Linked DNA regions of Homo sapiens: region 2 is linked to region 1. A link is a loop called in an ENCODE intact Hi-C map of the cell type or tissue named here. Cell type or tissue: endothelial cell of umbilical vein. All regions are shown on one strand. Links, peaks and the distances in the headings refer to the core of each region. The heading gives the core; the rest is flanking DNA. Region 1 overlaps TTLL11 (tubulin tyrosine ligase like 11). Region 2 overlaps TTLL11 (tubulin tyrosine ligase like 11).

Region 1 (8,335 bases), core at 288-8,287:
CACCATGTTGGCCAGGCTGGTCTTGAGCTCCTGACCTCAAGTGACCTGCCTCAGCCTGCCAAAGTGCTGGGATTACAGGCATGAGCCACCATGTCCGGCTCCATTCTTCCATTCTTAAAACCTGCTGTCACCACCCCCACCCCCACAGAGAGAAAAGCTGGGACGCTAGAAAGGGAGAGACGGTGCTTGGGAAAAAGGAGGCTGGGGAGCCCTGTTCTCAAGTGAGGGGCCAGGAGGCACTGCTGCTGCCTCTTTGGCCCTGAAAAGGGGATGTGGGGGCTTCAGGCAGATGGGGTAACCCCACTGGCTGCAATAGGGATAGCAGAGGTGGCTGAAGTGGAACAGGGAGCCAGGACAGGAAACCATAGGCCCAAGGGAATGACAGGCCTGAGAGGGTGGGGCAGGGCCAGGCCTGGAAGGCAAAATGGCTGCCAGTGTGGGGGCTCTGGCAATGCAGGGTCCTAACGCTCCCACCACAGAGCAACCCAAGGTCAAGTGCTTGATGGCCGTGTGTCCACCGATGGGCCAGGCACGGTGGGCTCCCTGGGCATGGCACTTAATGGGAGCAGGTCATTCTGGCCATCTCCATCAGTGCAGCAGCATGATCACCACTCACTGCAGCCTCAAACCTCTGGGATCAAGCGATCCTCTTGCCTCAGCCTCCTGAGTGGCTAAGACTACAGCCACATACATGGTTTAGACTTCACGCAACACATCCACGTGTGCAGCTGAGGAATGTGGTGAGATGCATGTCTGGCCAGCTGCTGGGCAGGGAAGGAGCCATAAGCACCCTCTCCTTGTCCTCATGCCTGCTTCTGTTGCTGGGTGCCCTTCTTCTTTGCCTGGCTCCTGATAACTCGGGAAATCTTGGCATTGCAGAGGGGCCCTCTCCTGCTCCATCAGCCCCTGTGCTCATCAGACCTGAGCCCCTGTCAGGGGCCATGCTGTGTCAATGAGCTGCTTACATCACCTCCTCCCTGGGCCCCTCTGCTCCAGCTCTGCTGGCCACCTTGCAGCTCCTTGAACTTGCCAGGCACAACTCCGTCTCAAGGCCTCTGCACTTGATGGCTGCCCTGCCTGGAGAGCTCTTCCTCCCTCAGCTTGCTCCCTCTATCCTCTGCGTGTTTACTCAACACCGCCTTCTCAATAAGCCCTGCCCTAAACACTCTTTATGCACTTCTCTGCTTTATTTTTTCTGTCTTAATACTTATCACCTATTAATTCACTCTGTGTGTGTGTGTATGTGTGTGTGTATATATATATACATATATATATATATATATATATATACACACACACACACATTTAGAGACAGAGTCTCAGTCTTTCACCCAAGCTGGAGTGCAGTGGCACAATTAAAGCTCACTGCGGCCTTGAATGCCTGGGCTCAAAAGATCCTCCTGCCTCAGCCTCCCAAGTGGTTGGGACTACAGGTGCACCACCATGCCCAGCTAATTTATTTTTATTTTTTGTAGAGACAGGGTCTTGCTATGTTGCCCAGGCTGGTCTTGAACTCCTGGCCTCAAGCAATCCTCCTGCCTCAGTCTCCCAAAGTGCTGAGATTACAAGCATGAGATACCTTGCCAGGCCCACCCTATATTTTAATTAATTTTTTCCTCCATTTTCTCCCTTCTTCTATCCCACCACCACTAGAACGTAAGCTCCATGACATTTGGGTTTTTGTCTGTTTCATTCTCTGCTACATTCCCAGTGACTAAAGACAGTGCCACGTGCATATCACATGCTTGGTAAACACATGTTGAATGACTAAATTTAAAAATTACCCTTCCAAATGTCTCTTAGGAGTTTTACATTGTATCTTATTTAACTCTGTCAATAACCCTATGCAGTAGACACTATTTCCCCCACTTTATGGAGGAAGAAACAGTAGCCAATGAGTGACAAGAATGGCTCAAAAAGTACTTATGCCTAGTAAGTGAGATTTGAAACCAGGACAGCCTCTCTAATGCCTGTGTTTATTACACTCTCCACATCACACAAGGGTGTCTCCTAATAGTCCCAATGGCCTCTGGACCTAAATTTAGCATTTAACTAGAGCATCTTGCCTTTAGTGAGGGTCTGTTGCTCCTAGTTCTCAAGCGTCTTTATTTTGCCTCTTCTCTTGAAAGACAGGTTCATAGAGTACATAATTCTAAGTTTTCAGTTATTTTCTCTGAGCACTCAAACAGATTTCACTGACTTGTGAATTGCATTGTTACTGTTGCGAAGTCAGCTGTCAGTCTTAATTACCACTGTGTGTTAGCACATAATCTGCCTTGTATCTCTGGTAGCTTTTATGATCTTTTCTTTGTCTTTGTTATTTAGCAGTTTCACAGTATATCTACCCGTGGATTTCTTTTTATTTTGCTTGAAATTCAGTGGGCTTCCTGTCAAAGATCATTGATGTCTTTCGTTTCTATTCTCATTGGAAAATTCTCAGCCTTAACGTCTTTGAATATCAACTCTCTACCTTCTTTCTATTATCTCCTTCTGGAACTCCCATTGGATGTATGACCTTCTTATTCTATCCTACATTCTTAAAATTCTTCCATTGTGTTTCCCATCTCATTATTTGTTTGTGCTAAATTCTGACTAATTTCTTCAAATGTATCTTTCAGTTGTTTATCAGGTCTCTAATTTATTTTTAAGTGAGTCTAATCTGCCATTAAACCCACTGAGTTCCTATTTTATTTTTATTTGCTTATTTATTTTTGAGATAGGGTCTCACTCTGTTGCCCAGACTGGAGTGCAGTGGTACTATCACGGCTCACTGCAGCCTCAACCTCCTGGACTCAAGTGGTCCTCCCGCCTCAGCCTCCTGAGTAGCTGAGACTACAGGTGTATAGAGATGGGGTCTCACCATGTTGCCCAGGCTGGTCTTGAACTCCTGGACTCAAGAGATCCTCCCACCTTAGCCTCCCAAAGTGCTGGGATTACAGGAGTGAGCCACCACACCCTGCCTGGTATTTCAACCTCTTTGTGGCTACTGTAAATGGGATTGTGCTCTTGATTTGACTCTCAGCCAGGATATTATTGGTGTATAGAAAATACTACTGATTTTTGTATACTGATTTAGTATCCTGAAACTTTACTAAAATTGTTTATCAGTTCTTAGTAGCCTTTTAGCAGAGTCTTTAGGGTTTTCTAGGTATAGAATCACATCATCGGTGGAGAGAAATAGTTTGACTTCTTCTTTGCCTATTTGGATGCCTTTTACTTTTTTTTCTTGCCTGATTGCTCTGGCTAAGACTACCCTTTGGATCTTCATTGGTAGGAATTCTTAGTGTTCCAGGCTTAAAGTTCATTTTGTCAGAGAAGAACTGTGTTTGCTTCTGTCATGTGTCTGGGAACACCAACAACTTAGAACAGCTTTGAACTAAATTATAAGTATTCTGTTTTTCAAGTCACACAGATAATGTGAATTCCAACTCCAAACTCTTGTGAGATTGGGCTTATGGCTCTTAAAGAAGACACTGTCTTTCCCTCCCCCGAGAACCAAGGCCAACACTGGTAAGTATCCCTATATTGCCCTGCGGGATGGGTTTTTCCTGGTTCACTCGCTGAGAATGTGATCTTTCAGTGGTCCTGGTTTTATGTGGGAGTTTCCAATCTAATTTCCCTCATTGTTGGGTCTCTAGACTTTGTTTCTTGTCTCCATGTGGCCCCAAGGTCTAGGCCACAAGGGATTGTCAGATGCTTGCACGGAAACCCCAGTTTCAACACCTGTTCACTCCCTCTGAAGCTGTGTTTCCTCATTACTTTGTGTTTTCTCATTGCTTCTGGCTTCTGATAATTTTTTTGTACTTTCCTGCCAGCACATTCCTACATTAAATTTTTTATTTTTTATTTATTTATTTTTTAGCCAGCATGTACTGGGGAGTTTCTTCAGATATCTAATCTGTAATATTGTTAGACACAGAAGATCTATTGTGTGATCACACAAAAATTACTTTCATTGCTTTTCTCTCTTTATAAAAATAATATATATCCTCTATAAAGAAAAAATAAAACCATGGGCAATCAAGATGAAAATAAAAACCATTTCTCATCCTACAGCCCAGAAGCAACCAGTGAACACTTTGGTGCCTATCCTTCCTTATCTATATAAAATAGATCCTCCGTATTTGTTATTTTGAAAGCTTTTTCCTCCACCCAAACTATGATGAACATATTTTCCTGGACTTCACTATTCTTTAAGAACATCCTTTTAAGTTACCAGAGTGCACAGGTGTGCCATGATGGAGGTGGTTTTGAATAAAAGTCTGCCTGACTCCTGAGTTCTTACTTTTTCCATTGTTCTGTGCGAGGCATTTCCCTCTAAGCATTAGCTAAACCAGAGTAGTTAGGAACCTTGGAGAAAAAGATGTTTCTCACAGACTGTTTCAATTCCCTGTGTCCCACTTTAGGCTTAGTGTGTCTTTAATTGTGTGCAGCTGGGTTTATGCTTGATCTGTTTAGCCTGGAGTTTCTACCGAGTTGTTTTTTTTTTTAAAGGTCCTTAATGGGATGTTGACGGGTTTATCTCACTCTCCTTTTTCGTGCCTGTACTGAGTTTGAGTAAGTCATCAGCAAGCCCTCCATTTATGTGTTTTTAGTGGAGTCCAGATGCTTCTTTTCTGACGCAGATGGGAGTTAAACAGCAGACCCAGGGCCACAGGAATGGTCAGTGGCCACAGGAATGGTCAGCCATGCCATTCTCTGTGGACTTCTAGTTCGTCATTGTAACACGTGTTGGGAAACTCTAGAGCCTTTTCTGCTCTGACATTCAGCAAGCATTTTCTCTCTCTCACAGAGTCACAGGTTATCAGATGGGGGATATCTGCAGGTTCTACACTATAGACTATATCATCTACCCCTGGGACTCTTATCTCAAATGAGCCCAGCTGCTTGGGGGCTTTCCTATGACTACTGTAACCACATTTCCTTATCCAGAAGTTCAGACACATTCTCTGATGGCCTCGGTCCAAAGGTAATAGTCACAATGGGCCAACTCTCAGAGGCCTGCAATGTACCTGAAACTGCACTGTATTTCACATAGATCCTCTAATCCTCATACCACGCCTGCAATGCAACAGGCTCCCTATTTTACAGACAGAAAAACTAAAGATTAAAGAGAGGAGCTTGCCCAGCATCACAACAAATAGGAGAGTCAGGATTGGAGCCCGAGTCCCACTCTTTCCATCCTGCCGTACTGCTTTTTGCTCTTGGGTTTTTTAGAACACAGAAATTCTGAGGGCATGGGAAGAACACTTAGCTAAATCTTTGGCAGTCCCCAGGGCTTGGCTGAAAAGTACCTATCATATGTATGGCAAAGCTGGATGGCACTGGTAAAAGCAGCACCTGTTTTAAACTCAAAACTGGGTTCACATCCCAACTCTGTCACTGAGATGCTGTGTGACTTGGGCAAGTTCACTTAACTCTTCAGATCTTCTGTTTTCTTATCCTTAAAATGAAGGTAATACCTCCCTTGTAAGGTTGTTGTGAAGATTAGGTGAGATTTTATATAAATATATACATGTAACGTATGAATATGAGATTACATGTATTTATTTTTATGCACATTATTTTTTATAAAATGTTTTAAACACTCATTTTACACACACAGATATCCCATAGGCGCCCAGTGGCTGGTATAAGGCAGTCACCAACCTCTCTGGTTCTGCCACGTCTATACTTCGTGAATCTGTCAGTAAAAGCAAATCGGATGGTACAATTAAAAGGATTAGGTAAATGTAAAGTATTGAAAGAAAATATTGAGGTGTATCTTTTCTTCTGTGCTTTGAATGGAGTGACATTTATCTTGTTATTTTATAGCTGGGAGTTTGCAGGGTTTTCCAGCTCAGCTCAGGGATACCAAATACAACGTGGGTTAAATATACAAGCCAACTCAGCTTCATGCCCGGGCTAAGCCTGTCCATGAAACATAAACCGCGTTAATTCCCATATTCATGACAGAGTTCTCTTGGGGGAACAGCATTTGGAGAAAATACTAACAACTAAAACTATTTCCACATTTCATAATGATCATCCAAGGGACATCTGCAACTGTGTGGCTTTGATACATTCTTTTTTTTTTTTTTTTGAGACGGAGTCTCGCTCTATCGCCAGGCTGGCATGCAGTGGCACGATCTTGGCTCACTGCAACCTCCGCCTCCCGGGTTCAAGCCATTCTCCTGCCTCAGCCTCCTGAGTAGCTAGGACTATAGGCACGCACCACCACGCCCAGCTAATTTTTGTATTTTTAGTAGAGACAGGGTTTCACCGTATTAGCCAGTATGGTGTCAATCTCTTGACCTCGTGATCTGCCCGCCTCGGCCTCCAAAAGTGCTGGGATTACAGGCGTGAGCCACCACGCCCAGCCCAATACATTCCTACATGTTTAATGTGTGGCCCATCTGGAGCCACACCAGCGGATTCAGCCCTGTTGGAGCCTTGAGCCAGTCCAGGCCCAACAATCGCCTTTGCCCTGGTGGTGTTCCTTCTGATTTAAGTCTGGAATCCTCACACATAAGAGAAACCTCAGGCTCTAGTAGCTACCGACCCCATCCTCATGGAGCCAGGTCAATTTCTTCCAACTGGGCTTCTGCCCTTGTTCCTGGTCGGTACCTTGTTTTCCACAAGGGAGACAACCTGACCAGGATCCCTGCCCGTTTGACTGGCCCCTGCCATGCCCTTGTTTCCTTTTTCTACCAAGGCAACAGGTGTTAGTCCCCACAGATAACCTTCGTGCTATCTGGGTCCAGCCGTGAATAACCTGAGCTCATGAAACCATGAGGCCACCAGCGTCTAGTTGCCAGTATTGACTCATGTATGGACGTCGATGCTCCTTTTGCCATTTTGGACCCACAGATATGGACACAAACAAATCCAAGTTTGTTTTGTCATGTTCTTTCACTTTGAAAAGCTCAGCTAACTTTCTGGATTGTTCCCCAGGCCCTCAGAACGTGCTGGCCTATGCTGTACATTGCTCACTAGTGGTGATCCAAGTTGCGGGGGTTCTCTGTAATATCACTGGTTCTAATATTGTAATATTATATCTCTCTGTAGAAGACATGAAAATGAAAAATATAGAACTATATAGGCAAGAGAACAAAACTCTCATATGTAATCTCACTATCCAGAAATTATCACTTTTAGTATTTTGATAAATCCCTTTCCACTCCTCTTGGATGCACATAATATTTTCACATAGCTGAAGTCACACTATACATACAATTTTAAAACCTGATTTTACATTTAACTTTTTTTTTTTTTTTGAGACAGAGTCTTGCTTCGTCACCCAGGCTGGAGTGAGATGGCACGAACTCGGCTCACTGCAACCTCCATCTCCAGGGTTCAAGCTATTCTCATGCCTCAGCCTCCTGAGTAGCTGGGATTACAGGCACACATCATCAAGCCTGGCTAATTTTTTGTATTTTTAGTAGAGACGAGGTTTCACCATGTTGCCCAGGCTGGCCTTGAACTCCTGAGCTCAGACAATCTGCCTGTCTCAGCCTCCCAAAGTGCTAGGATTACAGGCATGAGCCACTGCACCCAGCCATTTAACATTTTATTATAAGCATTTTTGCCATATCACCAAGTTTACCTATAGACATCATCTTTAATGACAGAATGACAATCCCTCAAGCTAACCCATATTTACATTGTTTCTAATTTGTCACTGCTTGGATGAACCTATTTGTGCAAAAAAATCTTTCTCATAATTTTGGATTATGTCTTTGGTGCAAATTCCTAGAAGTGAAATTTCTAAGTCAACAAGTGTGAACATTTTAAGGCCCTTGATATACAATCTGGCTTTAGTCTATGACTTTGTGAGTTGTTAAAGAATAAATTCATAGTCACCAATTCAAAGATTTTTCATCTATAATCTTTTGTTTGCCATGAAGTTAACTACTGAGATCACAATAAAATAGGGTGATACTTTTTCTATTAATTTCAACACAAATATGGGCTTAAAAATATTTCACACAGGAGTATGGGAAACTGGAAGTAATGAGATTAGGCAATATTTTCAAATGACCTGCAATCACTTTCCTAATAACAGGAAATTGTCATGAAGATTTGTATCTCTAATTATTTTTTAGACTCTTCTCCTCAAAGCTATGAATCTGAATCTGAGTCAGCAGCCTAAACAGCCAGAATTGGAAACAGTGAACTCTATTTCTGAGTTTCTTGAGTAGCATGGGAACTTGGGATGTCAGCTGCTCAGATCCATTTATGTAATAATTTTTAAAAAAAAAAAAATCTGTCTTCTCCATGAACCCTCCCCTGATCCCTCCAGGCAGAATCAATCACTCTTCCTTCTCTGCCCTGCTCATCACCAGTGCCTCATTTA
Region 2 (8,335 bases), core at 51-8,050, 61 kb after region 1:
TTTTAGGAGGAAAAGCCAAATGCTTGACTTGACTCATTAATTAGGCCCTGCAGCTCTGGCCCCATCTCTTGACACCGTCCCTGCTTGCTCACTGTGATCTGTATTATACATTGGACTTCTTTATTTTTTTCTGTAAAATTTTCAAATATCACACATATACAAGCATGTATAACATAGATACATACATTTAAAGAATAATTCTAAAACCTATACAGCCACCACCTGGGTTAAGAAATAGAACATAGCCACATCTCAGCCTCCACCTGTAACCCTCTCAGATCACACCTCCCGCTGCCCATCCCTGCCCAGAAGTAACCACCTTAAACTTCTGATCTTTTTTCTCACTTTTCTTCATATTTGACTACTTAGGGTTACACTTCTATAAAACAAAGTTTAGTTTTGCCTGTTCTGAATTTTATTTCGTTGAACTGTACTGTAGATGTTCTTGTATGACTTGCTTCTTTTGCTGTACCTCAATATCCATGCACGAAGCTATAATTCATGCATTTTCATTGACGTATAGTACTCCAGTGAGTGAATAACCATAATGAGTGCATTATTCTGTTGGTGGACATTAGGTTGATTCCAGCTTAGAGCTTTTATAAATTTGTCAATACAGCTATGAATGTTCTGGAGCTGTCCATGCTCTGAGAGCCCCATGTCCTGTCCTGCCTTGCAGCCCTCACCAAGATTTGCTTCCTTGGCTTAGGTCTCCCTCACTGCCTCCTTCCTGACCCACATCTCCTCATGCCCAGGCCTGGCTCACCTGGCTGTTGGTGCTTCTGCTGCCTCCTGCACCTCACAGAGGCTACGGGCATCACCGATCCAGCCTCTAGCACAGAACCTACATGTAGCAAGCCCTCAGCACTCATTCATGCACGTATGCATACTTGCATTCGTTCACACCTTAGCAGTTTCTCAGGACCGGTCTACGGTGCTGCAGAGGCATGGCGCAGTCCGGGGGAAGAAAATGATCCTCTCTAAGTAAATAAAGGCATCCCCCAAGACAGGAATTGCACATCCAGGAAAGCCAGCCCCACAGCTAGACACAGAAGGCTGCTGACTCTCACTGATGAGATGCACGCCCAGAGAGGATGAGCCTGGGGGTGGATCCTCCTGCTCTGAACCGCTCAAATTCCTCCCTCTCCCACCTCTCTCATTAGCCTCTGTGATGAGGGTTGCAAAGGGCTCTTCAGCTGCTTAAAGTGAAGGAAGAAATGGAAATTGCTTCAAAAGAAAAGGAAGGAAAGCAGCTAGAGAACACTGCCAAACACTTGGTGTGATAACCAAGGGTTTTCAAATGATGACTGAAACTGGCTTTCATTTTGATCTTCCATTTCTGATAATCTAACAGATCATTAGAAGAAAATCAAGTCCATCCTCACGGTCGAAGATGAACCTGGCACTGCTGTAGCACTCTTCCCACTTTACCACCTCTTCCTCCACACTTTTTTCCTCAAGAAAAAAAAAGAAACCCTTTCAGCTTACACATATTGTTCAGTTTATTTAACTACATTCAGATTGGATATTTTCCATGTCAAATACTTTCTTAGGAATAAGCAACATATTCCTTCTCTCCAAATTAAGAACTTCTCACTGCTTTGTAGGTTTAAAAACATCCAACTGAAAACTCCCTTTTATGGATGAAAAAAAAAAGTACGGAGAGTGGGAATCTCTGCCCTATTTATGGTGATAAATGCCAGAGCCAAATTTACCCCCAAGAGTCTCGCTCCAGGGTCCCAACCCTCACCCACTCCACTCTTCTACTCTACATTGAAAACCAGAGTACATCTCTATTCCTGCTGCCCCAGGGACTCTCTCTACCCTACGACACCATTCTCATTGCACACAGAGCTTTAAGCATAGATGCTAGAAATAAACTGAACATTCTCCAATAGGGAGGTAAACTCTGGTCCAGTCATTGATGAAAATGATGTTCAAGAAGAGTTATAAATGAGAAAGGGGCAATAACTGCCTTATAAAAGGGAGAAAAATAGGCCAGGTGCCATGGCTCACACCTGTAATCCCAGCACTTTGGGAGGCTGAGGCGGGTGAATTGCCTGAGGTCAGGAGTTCAAGACCAGCCTGGCCAACATGGTGAAACCCCGTCTCTACTAAAAATACAAAAATTAGCCAGGCGTGGTGGTGGGTGCCTGTGATACCAGCTACTCGGGAGGCTGAGGCAGGAGAACCACTTGAACCTGGGAGGCAGAGGTTGCAGTGAGCTGAGATCGTGCCACTGCACTCCAGCTTGGGCAACAGAGTGAGACTCCATCCCATAAAAAAGGAGAAAAATAAAAACAGCATACCAAAATTACACAGACAGTATGGCTTCAACTATAAATGACAGGAGAAGATTATACTATTTTTATTAAGTAAAAAGTTAATCAGGTTAGCTCTGGGTGGCTGACTTTGAGGGAGATGTCATGCTATGCACTTTTCAGTACTTCCCAATTTTTCCACAATAAGCACACATTACTTTCATAATGAGGAAAACATTTTAATACGAAATGGGCAGCAGGGAAGCAGCATCTGTCTTCTCCACCCCAAAACGCCCCTTTGGAACTATGATGGGTGGTCCTGACCCACCACTTGTGCCTCCCCAGCTCCACCCAACCCTGTCACCTGCTTCCTGCCTCCATACTTCCTCTCCCAAGCCTACTTATATATTCTTACTTATCCAAGCCCAAGCTAGTGCAAGCCCCACCTTCTTTATGTTCTTCAAGAAGCTTGTCTTGACCATTCCCAGCCAACTATTAGGTTAAACCATATGACATTGCCATTCTTGTATTCCAGAAGTTGTCTACTATCAGTGATTTCATATGACTCAATCTAGTCCTTGGCTCACCAGGTCTTCTTATGAAACTTCAGCCTGTTCTCCAGTCTGGAACACATAACTGCAAATGGGGAATTTTCTGTCTTGGACTCTCTCTTGTCTCATGTGAGATCCTGCTTTAAGTCACTCTTCTTTGTACATTGGCTTACTTTATATTCATTCTGGTTGTGAACATTATTGAAAATAAAGTCACCGCCTCACTGACCATAGACCTTCCTTACCCATAAGCACCTGCTTGGGTTCTGCGCTTGGCCCTGGAGATAGAGACATGAGACCCTGCCCCAAAGTTTACAGACAGAGAACAGGCCTTGGATAGGCATGAACCCAACCAGGGAATGCTAACGCCTTGCAGGCACCCATCTCTTTCATGTGCTAAATATCTGCACGTCTGTTCTCTTGCAGGGCGAGAGCTAGACAGACCTGGCTTTAAATCTCAGTCTGTCTCTCATAAGCAGGTGGACTTGGCCATGCCACTCAACCTCTCCAAGCCTCGATGTCCTCATCTATAAAATAGAGGTAGTCATAGCCCCTACTGCAGATCCTACGTGAGGACTAGCTGGGACTATATGTGAACATTTACTACCATGCTATACACGGTCAGCACCCAAGAAACACTCCCCTGTGAACCAGGCAGAGCAGAAACTATTATTCCCCTTTTTTTCTAATGAAGAAACTGAACTCCAGAAAGTCTAAGTGACTTTTCTGAGACCAAGGTGGAGCTGATACTAAAACCTTGGTCTCCTAAGCCCAGCATGTGCTGTGTTCTGGGCTAACAACTGCTGATTCTAAAAGCACACGAACATTTAAGGTTCACTGGTGCAACTCCTAAGGAAATTTCCAAACACATTTGCTACCTCATCACTACCTGGAATAACTTTGGAAGGGCCCACAAAGAATTCAGCACTGCCATTTCCCCGTAATGGTGACTGACTGGCCATATGCTCATCTAGTTTCCCATCTACTCCACCCACGGCAAGAGGGAGAGCATGCCTACCTGCCGGCAGAGGGGCTCGGCTCCTGTCTGATGGCCCTGTGGAATGACACTCTCACATCAGCTCAGGAAATTCTTCCCCATACATCTTGGAAATGGTTCCCTCTCAACAGACTTCCCACAAATAAGGCTTTTGCTGATTACTTCTGACTTAATGCTTAAACGTTTTCAACGGAAGAGAGTTGTCTGGTTTTACTTCTTGCACATAAAATAATGCACTTATCATTAGTCATCTCCTTCCTGCTCACACTTGAAAATGTATGCACATTTTTCTCATTTGCTATCATCTGAAACCTGAGACCTTTCAAGGTATGGGGAACGCAATGTATCTTGAAGTCAGGAACCTCAGACAAGTTGTGGCTTTTTATAGCCTCCAACGATAATAGGATGACAGTTCGGTTCTTCACTTTTTGAAAATATGATGAAATTTCTGGCTTTTGCTCCAGAAAAAAAATACACATATACACAAAATCACAGATACCTTTCAAGACTTCATGCATTCCAGATAGAAAAACAACTCCATAACAAACCTGCTCATGGACCCCCGACCCTGAAATAAAAGTTGGAAAAAAAAAAAAGGTTTCGAATACTGTGCCAGGGACTAAGAATAAAGACTGTGACACATTCATTAGAGGAGAGGAAAAAAAATCACACACAAAAACAAGCTCAAATTTCTTTTCCTTTTTTTTGTTTTTTGTTTTTTGTTTTTTGGAGACTGAGTCTCCCTCTGTTGCCTAGGCTGGAGAGCAATGGTGTGATCTCAGCTCACTGCAACCTCTGACTCCTGGGTTCAAGCGATTCTCCTGCCTTAGCCTCCTGAGTAGCTGGGATTACAGGGATGTGCCACCATGCCTGGCTAATTTTTATATTTTTAGTAGAGATGGGGTTTTACCAAGTTGGCCAGGCTGGTCTTGAACTTCTGACTTCATGTGATCCACCGCCTAGGCATCCCAAAGTGCTGGGATTACAGGTGTGAGCCACCGTGCCTGGCCTCAAATTTCTTGACATTCAAGGCCATAAACCTCCGGCTTTGGGTTTCCATCTAGCTCCCACCTTCCTCTCTCCTAATACACTCCATGCACCCATCCCTCCTGCCTACCTGAACTCCTCGAGGCTCCCCCAACAGAGCCTTGTGCCTTTGTTTTCTTCACTAGGGACCTCCTTCCCCTCATTTTCATATTTCAAATCCTACTCACGCTTTAAACCTCAGGTCAAGTGCCACCTCCTTGTCAGTTTTTAAAAGTTCTTCCCATCAGGAAATAACCTCTCCCCACACCTGCCTCTCTTGGCAATTTGTCTTTATGCTTGCAGTACTTAGCACATTCCACCTTACAGATATTGATGCGTGGGTCTTGCCACCCCTACTGGCTGGCGATCTAATTCACTTCTGCAGTCTTCCCCTGACACACAGTAAGTGCTCAATAAACACTCGAGATAAATAAATATCTGTTTCTCTAATCCACACATGGTACAAATGAAATTCAAATAAGTATGCAAATATTCATTTCTCTGTGACCCAGACTTTTTTATTTATGTAAAATCTTCAAAGGTGCTTGGGGTCAATGTGTGCTGGTCTGCAGGGTCAGGGTTCCTGATTGAACTCTCATGTATTAGTCTGTTTTCACACTGCTATAAAGAACTACTTGAGACTGGGTAATTTATGATGAAGAGGTTTAACTGACTTAGAGTTCTGCAGGCTTAACAGCAAGCATGACTGGGAGGCCTCAGGAAACTTACAATCATGGCGGAAGGCAAAGGGGAAGCAAGGACCTTCTTCACAAGGTGGCAGGAAAGAGAGAGAAGCGGGAGCTGCCACACAGTTTTAAACCATCACATCTCATGAGAATTCACTCGTTATCACGAGAACAGCATGGGGGAAACTGCCCCCATGATCCAATCCCCTCCCACCAGGTCTTGTGGGGATTACAATCCGAGATGAGATTTGGGTAGGGACACAGAGCCAAACCATATCACCTCAGGAATCAATTGAGCCCAGAATTTCAACTGGAGGTCAGCAGTGCACACATGAATGGGCCATTCAGCAGGATAGCGGATGATTCTTCAGGAAGAATCTATTCTCCAGTCAGAAAGATCATGTTCTGTGCTTACGACAGCATGCTTAGTTTAGATAGTTAAGAACTCCTCTTCGTTATTTTTGAGGGGACTTCAATAAGAGGTGCCACCAATTTAAGGGGCAGGGTTCTGGGTCTGGAGAATTTCTGATTAATATTTCTCTAATCTTCTCCAGGATTGGACAAAGCTACATTCCTTGGTTGTACGACAAGGCCCAGCCACAAAACAGAGTCCACTGGGAGATTCCTTGTTTTCTGTTCTCTGAGAATGTTTCAACTTTATTCTAGATTCTACATAGAATCTACCGGATTTGGGGATTCATCTATTGGCACCAAACATGGCACAGGGCCCAAGAGATGTGCTTGGAGACAAGGTAAGAAGTAAAGCCTGAGTGCCCAATAAAACCTTTAGTGGACAAACACTTCCGAATTAGGACCACAGCTGCTTGGCAGGCTGACTCCTCTCTTTACAGCAAACCTGGTTGTTAGGGTGATAGGAAGTAATGAAATGGGGAGAGGATTGTGAAATGTTACATGGAAAAAGGGGCTTCTGGGCCATATATAAGTCATGTTCCAAATATATACCTCTGAATAAGAGGAAAGCAGTCCATAACCCAGCTCCCAGGCATTGCGTGGCATCATGATATCAATAAAACCCCCTCCGATTTCTCCAAGCCTGTCTCTGTCTTCATTTATATTACACTGGGGTCCTGAATGGCTATGATTCTTGAGAAAGGAGTCCAGTTCCCTGAAATATCTATGTTCAGGAGAAGGAGCCCAATACTAGTAAAATGGGTCCCCTCGAGCCCAAAATTAATCAATTGATGGAACAAGCATCTTGCTTTAAAAATAATTGAGATTGCAATTTATTTACTTCTGCCTCTGACAGAAGTTTTAAAAAGAAAGACTTAGGCTGCCCTAATACCTTGAGTGAAAGAGGAAATTTTCCGTTGATTATTCTTATTTTTTTCCCATACCTTCAAAGTTAAGCTTTGAATGTGAAATGGAAACTGGAGACCAACACAGCCTCATGGCCAGGCAAACATTGGTGTAGGAGTCAGGCCCAGGACCCAGGTTCCAGTCTATCTCTTACTAGCTTTGGGACTTGGGGCAAGTTTCTTACCTCCCTCCAGCATAGCTTCCCCATGTATGATTCAGTGGGGCAGAACCATTATGTCCACAACTCAAACAGCTTGCCTCAACAGCTGGTGACTTATTTGTCACCATGAGCATGATTTTAAAGGAAAGCCTGATTGACCACTTGGTGACCCTAAGAACTAGCTGTTGTCTAATGCTCTCAGATTCCATGGGCCTTTCTCACACGTGTCATTTCATATCATGACCATGACAATCCAGCCAAGGAGGTACCTGGATTTCCATTTTACAGACATGATTAGGCCAAAGTGACTTTACCACCAAGCCCAGGGTGCCATGATCAGAGATTGAGAACATTATCCCAGGCCTGGCTGATACCAAGTCTATTGTCTTGCCAGGACACAGGCCGCTCCTCTGTCAGTGATGCTTCAGCGGGAGATTTTTTTTTTTTTTTTTTTTTTTTTTTTTTTTTGAGAGGAGTCTTGCTCTGTCGCCCAGGCTGGAGTGCAGTGGCTCCATCTTGGCTCATTGCAACCTCCGCCTCCCGGGTTCAAGCGATTCTCTTGCCTCAGCCTCCCGAGTAGCTGGGATTACAGGTGCCCACCACCAGGCCCAGCTAATTTTTGTATTTTTAGTAAAGATGGGGTTTCACCATGTTGGCCAGGCTGGTCTCGAACTGCTGACCTTGTGATCCACCCGCTTCGGCCTCCCAAGGTTCTGGGATTACAGGCGTGAGCCACCGCGCCCAGCCTCAGAGGGAGGTTCTTGAACCAGGGAACTGACCAGCATGATGAGTTCTAAGGTCTGGGCTTTTAGCAATAAATGAGGAGTCTGGATAAAAACAGGAGTTCTAAAAACTTCTCGTAGCAAAAAAGATCCCCTCGCTTCAAAGGAAATCTAATGTAGAATGCCAACATATGAAATAGATCCTTGTAGCATCCCTCTGGTTGAAAAAGAGACGGCATCCACCCAAATGTCCATCAACTGACAAATGAATACTAAATGTGGTCTATCCATCTCTTGGAATATTATTCAGCTGTAAAAAGGAATGAAGTACTGACACAAGCCACAACAAGGGTGAACTTCGAAAATATTATACTAAGTGAAAGAAGCCAATCACAAAAGACTGCATAGGGTATGATTCTATTCAGATGAAATATCCAGGATAGCTAAATCTGCAGAGACAGAAAGCAGACTGTTGGTTGCCGGGAAGTGGGGGGAGGGGGAATGGAGAGTGATTGCTTGATGGTTTCCTTTTGGAGTGGCAAAACGCTGTGGAGCTAGTGGTGACGGTTGCACGACTTTGTGAATGTACTAAATGCCACGGAATTGTGCGCTTTT

What was found. Hi-C counts contacts between places; a loop is a spot of excess contacts. Peaks named below come from ENCODE experiments on the same cell type or tissue, not always from the same donor. Only the 100,000 strongest peaks of a DNase experiment are listed, where the experiment ranks them.
Region 2: it touches region 1 in a loop (3-fold over the local background); 4 of 110 quality-filtered maps call a loop at or near these places.

What each region holds. Positions count from the first base shown.
Region 1 is chr9:121,898,114-121,906,448 of GRCh38, forward strand. All of the region lies in intron 6 of TTLL11 (tubulin tyrosine ligase like 11), which reads right to left. Among named protein-coding and RNA genes, the nearest start is that of TTLL11, 190 kb to the right of the region's middle. In endothelial cell of umbilical vein, for the core only: no CTCF peak of the experiment used is centred there; DNase peaks (open chromatin) are centred at 4,838 and 8,098; H3K27ac peaks cover 1,386 bases.
Region 2 is chr9:121,959,778-121,968,112 of GRCh38, forward strand. The region is part of intron 6 of TTLL11 (tubulin tyrosine ligase like 11); the gene reads right to left. Among named protein-coding and RNA genes, the nearest start is that of TTLL11, 130 kb to the right of the region's middle. In endothelial cell of umbilical vein, for the core only: no CTCF peak of the experiment used is centred there; a DNase peak (open chromatin) is centred at 4,084; H3K4me3 peaks cover 301 bases; H3K27ac peaks cover 2,239 bases.